2 separate regions of the Mus musculus genome follow, and region 2 is linked to region 1. A link is a loop called in an ENCODE intact Hi-C map of the cell type or tissue named here. Cell type or tissue: heart. All regions are shown on one strand.

Region 1 (4,000 bases):
AGACCGTCCTCGATTTCTCCTTACAGCTCAGGCCTTAGGTGCCACCCACTCGCCTCCTGGTGGCTGCTGCACACGTGCTCATCCCTTCTCCTCAGCACCATGTGTTCCCTGTTGGCTCATTTGTAGGTTCATTTACTGTCTGTCTCTCCCTGTTGGGCTATGAGGGCAGGGACCTCCCTGTCCTTTAGCGCTGTGGCCCTGCATGGAGAACACATGGACCCGGGCTGTGGGGGCAGGAGTCACATCCAAGCCTGTATAGCCCTGAGTCAGAGCCATGCGCCTCTGCTCCCCTCAGCAGCAGCCTTCAGTCCCCAAGGAACAACGTGGTGGCCCTGTGGCCAGGGTGTCCTCAGGCTGTGGAGGAAGCTGTCTTGCCTTGGCTGAGCAGTCCTGGGCACCGAGAGACCAGCTTGGCCACTCTTGCAGCTTTGACCTGTGTTTGAACTTGGGCTGAGGACTTATTTCCTGTTCCCAAGAGACTCTTTCCTGTTCCAAGGTCCCCTTCTCAAGTGGCCTCCCCAGGTCATGTTTCATGACTCTTGGGAGAAGGAACAAAAGGAATGGGTGACATGCGGGTAGGAGGGACCCTGGTCTGACACGGGCAGGTTTTCCCTTCTGTGGGGACTGTCACAAACAGATGGGTGGGTGGAGGAAGTGGAGCTGTGCAATTCTCACCACAGAGCATGAAGAAGAACGGGATGTACAGGCGCCTGCTTGGGCGGGGTGCAGGGGGGTGACCAGGATGGCCATTGCAAGACGTTGGCTGGTGCTGCCCCTGAGCTGAGAATGGTCATTGGCAGGGCCTGGTGGCCCAGTGCTGATATGAGGGGCAAGGCCAGGGATCTTGAGAGGCAGGGGGCTCCAGGCTGGGTTATGAAACGGCTGCTGTCACATCCCCGTTGGGCCTCAGTTTCCTTACATGGTAACAGTGTGGCTGGAAGGTGGCAGTGCCAGCACCTGTAATGGTGTGTGCCTGGAATCCCAGCCTTACAAGCTGGAGCAGGAGGATGGAGAGGTTGAGGCCAGACTGGGCTATACATCGAGACCCTGTCTCGAAAACAGTTAATAAAGCCAGGTGTGGTGGTGCATGCCGGCAGCACTTGGGCTGTTAAGAAGATCTGAACTCCAAGGTCACCCTCGGCTGTCTCAAAAAGACAAAAGAGGAGGCTGGAGAGATGGCTCAGCAGTTGAGGACACTTTCTGCTCTCCAGAGGACCTGAGTTCAGTTCCCAGCACCCACGTCAGATCTCCTTTGTGGGTATCTGAGCACACATGTTTTTACACACATACATATAAAATTTAAAACACACACACACACACATACAAAGCAATAAATGAATAAATGAGTTGTGCTGGTCAGAGGGCACAGCAGGTTAAAATATTCGAGCGTGGGCCCCATGACCTGAGTTCAGTCCTTGGAACACACAATGAATGGAAGGGGAGGCCAAACTCCTGAAAGTTACCCTCTGACTTTCACAGTTGTTCAGTGGCACACCTTTACACACACATACACACAGCCACGCCATACACATAAGTGAATAAGACTTAGAGGAAGTGTTGTACAAAGGGGTGGAGTCTCGTGGTCTCGGAGGCAGTGATTCTTAGGAACCACAGTCAGCCTTCCTGTTGTCTGCAGCTCAACCTCGGCGCCAGGCTCAGGGCTCTTAATCCTTCCCACCCTGATTTCATCATCCCGTTCTACAGCTAGCCGAGGCTCTGAGAGGTGACTTGCCAAGGTCCCACTTCCCTCTGATTAAACCCGGTCTGAGGGCTGAGGAGGTTGCCGGGCAGTTAGGGGCCCTGGCTTCCAAGCCCGACCAGCTGAGTTCAATCCACAGGACCCACACGGAAGGAGACTCCCAGATTTGTCATCCACCTCCGCAGGTGCGCCACAAGGCACAAAACGATAGGAAAGCGGCGCCGTCCGGTTTCATCGGAATCCTGCCCTCTGCTTAAGCGCATCCTAAAATCGAGGGAGGAGGTATTCCACAAACTGACCCGAGCAGCGGCAGTTCACTAACTCTGTAGGAGAAGCAGTTCTCTTAGGCAGCCACCAGGGGGCAGCAGAGGCTGGGGCTGGGCTGGAGGACTGCGTGCCACACCCTGTGGTCTCCCTGTGCTGGTTGGTGGATGGAGTCAGCCTGATGCTCAACTGTGTCGTGGGGTAGGGTAGAGGCAGCTGCCGCAGGCTGGACAGGAGCTGAGGGAAGGCACAGCTTCTGGGATCAGGAGCCCGTTCAGCACTGGTCTCTGCTCCAAGTCTGGAATAAGCTAGTCTCAGAGGCTCGTGACCCGTGGCCTAGGCTGCCCGCTGCAGCAGCTTGCCCAAGTTCTTGGCAGAACAGTTGCCAACACGGACAGTGGTTTACCAAAGTATCAGGCTGTTTACCGAAGCGCCTCCTTTAGCAGAAGCCCCAGGAATCCTTTCTATTTGTATCGTCCAGATTTCGACCACGCAGGAAACCAAATCTCAGAAAGGGGCTGGGACTAGTCTGAGCTCACACAGCAAACGACTCCCGGGAACCCAGGCCTACCTGACATATTGTCTCCCCAGGGAGCCCTTTGTGTGAATGTGTGGTGTGGTCTGTGTTCTGTATGTAGGGTGTGTGTGCTGTGTATGGGAGAGTGTGTGTGAGTGTGTGTGTTGTGTATCTGAGTGTATGTGTGTGTGTGTGTGTTTGTGTATAGTGTGTGTGTATGGTATGTGTGCATGTAATGTGTGTGGTGTGTATGCTTGTGGTATGTATGGTATGTATATATATATGGTGTATATATGTTGTGTGGGTGCATGTGTGGTGTGTGTATATGTATGGTGTATATGTTTGGTGTGTGTGGGCACGTGTGTGTGTCTATGTATAGTGTGTGGTGTGTGTCTATGTATGGGGTGTGTGTGTGTGCGCGCGCGTGTGCATCTGTGCGTGCCTGTGTGTGCTGTACAGGTAGGTGAGTGTGTGGAGACCATTAATGTCCTCCCCTACCATCCACCTCATCTCCTTGATACAGGTTCTCTTACTGAGCCTGGAGGTTGAAACCCAGCTCGACTCCCTTGCCAGAGTCCTGAGTCTTCTGTCTCTGCCCCTCATCTATGAGGGTTCATGCTCAGCCACACCCAGCCTTTTACGTGGGTCCTGGGCACCCAAACTCAGGGCCTCACGCTTGCATAGCGAGCATTCTTACCCACTGAGACATCTCCCAGCCAAAGCCTCCTCAATAGTGAGCTCACCCCAGCCTCCCCTCTTCCCTAGCTCTCAAAGCACGTGGTGCCTGCTGTTCTCACAACAGCTTCTTCGGAAGGCTGGCGGCTGTGATGGGGAGGAACCCACTAACGCTGGACTGAGGCTTCGTCGGACGGGCTGTCCAGTAGCCCTTGCTGGAGAGTCCTGTGTTGCTCCAGACGGGCCACGGTGAGAATATTATACCAGGGAAATCAGCTTCTCATGCCTGCCAGTCAACTTCTCCATGCCTGTCAATCACCAGCTTCCCCACGCCTACCAGCCAGCTTCCCGGCGTCCTCCCAGCCCTGCACCAGAGCGGGAGCCGAGCTGTTCCCACATCTGCCAGCACAGTACCCTAAGCACAGCAGCCCCACGGAGGCTGAGAGTCATGGGTGATGAATCCGGGGAAGCCCACACCCCACTCCTGGCTTCAATCCCTCTGCTGGCCCCTGAATGCTTCTGTGGGACTCTTCCCGTGCCCCCCACTGGGTGTGAGGGCCAATGTAATGTGCAGTAGGCCACAGTCCCTGATCCCATTATCTCCTCTGGGGTGTGACAAATGACTGTGACTGGTCCTGCCAGGTGCCTGAGGACTGGGGTGTTCTTGAACTCCATCTATCCTCTTGGGCCCAGCTGAGCAGTGTGAAGTCTTGGGGCGGGGTTGGGAGTGGAGGCGGGGCGACATCCCTTGAGGTCTTTGAGCCCCTAAAGTTGGTCCCCACTGCAAATATAGCTCTCAAGTCCCTAAGGAGATGGCCCAGGAGACCCCGTCATCCAGAAGCCTT
Region 2 (4,000 bases), 90 kb after region 1:
GGGAGGGCCATCATTCATGTCCCCATTTTACAGAGACAAACTGAGGCCTGAAAAGAGAAAAGGCGAGCCTTAGCGTGTGCAGCCGGAGGGTCTTCCAGGTGTGTTTCCCCAGTCCCCCCCACCCCCCCCCCCCGGTTCCTGACGACCACACCGAGGCCCAGCAGGGACAGACTTGTCCGAATAAGTCTTGGGCTAGAACCCATTGTCCTAAATACCATCGGGGGCTTTCCCACGACAATTTGAGCTTTGCCTGCAGACATGGACCAAGGGCTTGGCTAGTTCATCAAACATCACAGGTCTCTGCTAACCTGTATAGACAAGGTGTCCCTCCCTCCCCAGGACAACTGGGGGATGGTTCTTGAGTGGCTGGAAACCACATGAGGAGGAGCGGAAGGGCAGATCCCACTGGCCGTGACTTCTGATCTGGGTTTCAGCTTGGACATCTTCCCATAGTGTCCTGTGAGCTCCCAGAGAAGAGAGTCCCCGTCCATCTATCTAGTTCCCATTCAACTCCCGAAGAGCAGACGCTAGCAGGACTCTCCGCCAGCCTGGTATGATCAGCAGCTGCTGAGGAGAATCCAGACCCAGCCTGACTTTCAGAGAGGACGAGCTATTGTGTTTTTAACATCTCCTGCTCAGGCACCTGGGGTGGGGATGGGGGGAGGGGGATGAGAAAAAAAAAATCAGCCAGTCTGAGCCACAATCTCAATTCCCACCCCTCTGCTATGCCCCTCCTGGTGCTTCTGAGCCTGGTATCCCCTCGGCCAGATACTGGCAAACATTTCCATTCTCAGCTTTGAGGGTTGCCGCGTCTGCCACACCTCCACTATTATAAAGCACAACAGCTATAGAAAATAGGTGTATGAATAAGCGTGAATGTGTTTAAATAAAACTTTATTTATAGAAACAGGCTGTGAGCCGTTGTTTACTAACACCGGCTTTCCATCTCCAGGACTGCTGGCTCCCTCCCGCCTGTACCCTCTCTTCCACATCCCGTTGTGTGGGTGGTGAGCATCTTACAGGAAGTTTGGAGAATGAAGATAAAGGTGAAGGGGCAGGATGCAAGGCACAGGCATGCATGGTGTGGCCTGGTGGAGGGAGCGGGGTGGGGTGGGGTGGGGGTGGGAATGGGGGTCGGGGTGGGAGTGTGTACGGCTTGCATAAATATCCAGAGATGGAATAGAGAGAGCAGTGCTGGTCCCAGGAGTGTCTGGGTTTGGAGTCATCTCACAGGTTATGACAAAGGGGAACTGGGCTGAGGTATCACTGAGTGGTGTGTGTTTCTAACGTGACCATGGCGTGGGCTCACCTCTTGGGCTACTGGAGGGTTCAATGGGCTGATGCCATCATCCGGGGCACCATGCTGATATTAACCCAAATGCCTGAATTGTCACCAAGGTCCCATCTGGCCCAGCAGAGCTCCTTAATGGTAAGGACTATCCTCACGACCAGGTGTCATGGCACTTGTGAGCTTCTAGGCTGGCTAACCTCATATCAATGTCCCCAGTGCTCAGGACAGGGTCCAGCAGTCAGCTCCTGAGGGGTTTCTGCTGGCCCTCTGCCATACTGGGAACCTCTTGTTCTGCTTAGCCTACCCGGATATGTGAGGATTCTGACATCAGACTCTCACTGGAAGTCCCCTGCCCCTGAGTAGCTGAGTGTGGCTTTCTGAGGTCATGACTTTTCCAGGCTCCTCCTCTAGCCCCTGGGCCGCCCAGCCAGGTAGGTCTCCAAAAGGTGGACCTAGCCACATGCAGCCACCCCACCCCCACCCCGTGTGCGCACTGCATCCTGGGGTCTCTTGGTTCTCAGTCTCCACATCTGCACAGTGGGCTCAGGGCTATGCAGATCTCAGACCGAAGGGGACGTATTCTATATAGAGATGTTTTGTTAGAACAGGGTCCCCTTCTGCGGGGAGGGATGCAGCCTTAGAGTTGTGGCTCAGGAGAGTTGACACATGCAGACAATCGTGGTAAACCTCGGGGCCAGTGACCAGAGGCTGGGACAATGTTTCAGTCCCTCCCCGTCACAGGGTACCAAGTTCAGATCACAGTGTGCACAACCTTGAGCCCTGGCTGGGTCACTGTTGCCAGCGTGGTACTTTCTGTGTCAATTGGCCAAGGGCAAAAAGCAACCTGAAAAGGATTTAGAATGATGCCGTCTCAGGCTGCCCCCTGGTGGTCACTTGTTGTATGACATGTACAGCTCAAGACAACTTAGTCCTTGGTTCCGGCAGGGGCTCCTCTGCCTGCAGAGATCTTTAGAACTAGAGTTACAACACCAATTTCTGGTCTCTGAGAAAGGGGTCCTGTTGGGAAGCAGCCACCATTGACTAGGCCTACACTAGGCATTTAAGAAATGAACTTAATAGCCCTCTTTACTCCACAGTACTATTTACTCCCTGAAGTATTTACTCTCTCTTGCTGCCATCCCAGGGCTGAGCATGGACAGTGGCTATCACTGCCTCGATCAGAGATCCCTCAGGACTCTGCCTCCCCCATCAGACTGAGCGTGTGCATGCCCATCCCCCCATCCTAGTTCACCTGTTGTTCTGGGGTCAGGGAGACGTCTGACCTATGAGTCCAGTTGGGAGCCCCAATCCAGGCAAGAATGGACATATTCCAAGGGCGGCAGGCACATTGCCTTATTTCTAGATCTTTCTGGAAGGGCTTCAAGCTCTGATTGCTGGAACCCACCCAAGATTTTTGCCTTCTCTTCAATCTCCTGGGTCTCTCCTCCCTCCCACCCCCAGGACAACTGGCCACTGGCAGACTCCTCTCTCTCTCTCTCTCTCTCTCTCTCTCTCTCTCTCTCTCTCTCTCTCTCTCTCTCTCTCTCTCTCTCTCTCTCTCTGCCCTTCTGAGTCTCATATATTCTTGGGCAGCTGGCTCCACCCTCATTGCTCCCAGAATATGCCTCCCAAGCCCCAGACTAGGCCAGGTCCTTTCTCCATTTCACAAGGGCTTCACCTGCCCTATGTGGTTCCAAGTGGACCCTGATCACTGCTTGAGAAACCTCAGCATTGAATTCCTCCACTGACATTGTAGGCTCTAGTGTGCAGGGTGGAGTCTCTACACCATACAGCCCTTGCTGGACACACCAGGGCTCAGCAAGTGCCCGCTGGTGAGGGGCAGCCCGACGGTGTCTCGGCCATGATCCATCTTCTAGACCTGACACCTGGGACCGTCACCACCTATTAACTGAGCACCTACTAAGGGTCCTCCCAGCTACCAGACGGACGCCCACTCAGTTCTGCCAGGCCCTCTTCTGTTCCTGTTATCAGGTTTTGCCTCTCTTGGAGAGACTCCTCGCAAGGTCTCATGGCAAACTCCAGTATGATTCCACCACAGTCCGCCCCGGGGAGCCAATGAATTTATTGAGCTTGCTTACAGAGTGTGGGTGAGGAGTTACCTGCAGGAGACCGAGGGGGGAGGGTCCCAAAGTATACAGCAGCTACTTCATCCAGGACTGATGACGGCTTCTCCATAGCCATATGGATGCAACCCCCTTCAATCGACTTTCCCGAGTGTATATATTCTAGCCACCCCTGAGAGCAGAATTACACTCAGAGAGTTGAGAGGAGCGTCTGGAATCCCAGACAAGGATCCCATGGTCTTCCCATCCACTTGCTCGAGGGAGTATCAGTGGTCAGCAAGCCAATGGCCTCTTTCGAGCAGGGCACATACGAGCAGATGAGGATGGCTGCTATTGTGCTTAATAGAGAATCCTCTAGAATGTCCGGGGGGGGGGAGGGTCTACAACCTCAACCTCTCCTACTGCTCCCCTGGTGTCACATGTGCCCAGAGTGTCCCCAAGTGTATCCCTGTTTTCAATCCTCTGTGTACAGAGAGTCACCCACCAGTTCTAGCTGCCAGCACTCAACCCAACCTTCAATGTCTGGTTTCAGGATCACTGTAGACTTGCTATCCCCATGTCCCCTTGGCCCTTGGCAGGAGCTGTCACCTCGCAGGCTTTATTGGCAATAGGGGCAGCACTCTCC

Evidence for each region. A loop is a pair of places that touch in the nucleus more often than their neighbours do. Peaks named below come from ENCODE experiments on the same cell type or tissue, not always from the same donor. Only the 100,000 strongest peaks of a DNase experiment are listed, where the experiment ranks them.
Region 2: a loop joins it to region 1, with 10 times the contacts of the local background. A loop is called at or near these places in 39 of 42 quality-filtered maps.

Annotation. Positions count from the first base shown.
Region 1 is chr4:141,271,367-141,275,366 of GRCm38, forward strand. No RefSeq gene overlaps it. Among named protein-coding and RNA genes, the nearest start is that of Gm13056, 5.1 kb to the right of the region's middle. In heart, no CTCF peak of the experiment used is centred here; DNase peaks (open chromatin) are centred at 705, 1,705, 2,135 and 3,277; H3K4me3 peaks cover 1,123 bases; H3K27ac peaks cover 1,896 bases.
Region 2 is chr4:141,361,213-141,365,212 of GRCm38, forward strand. No RefSeq gene overlaps it. Among named protein-coding and RNA genes, the nearest start is that of Fam131c, 5.0 kb to the right of the region's middle. In heart, a CTCF peak has its summit at 2,178 (motif pointing left); DNase peaks (open chromatin) are centred at 1,599 and 2,099; H3K27ac peaks cover 1,307 bases; H3K27me3 peaks cover 1,295 bases.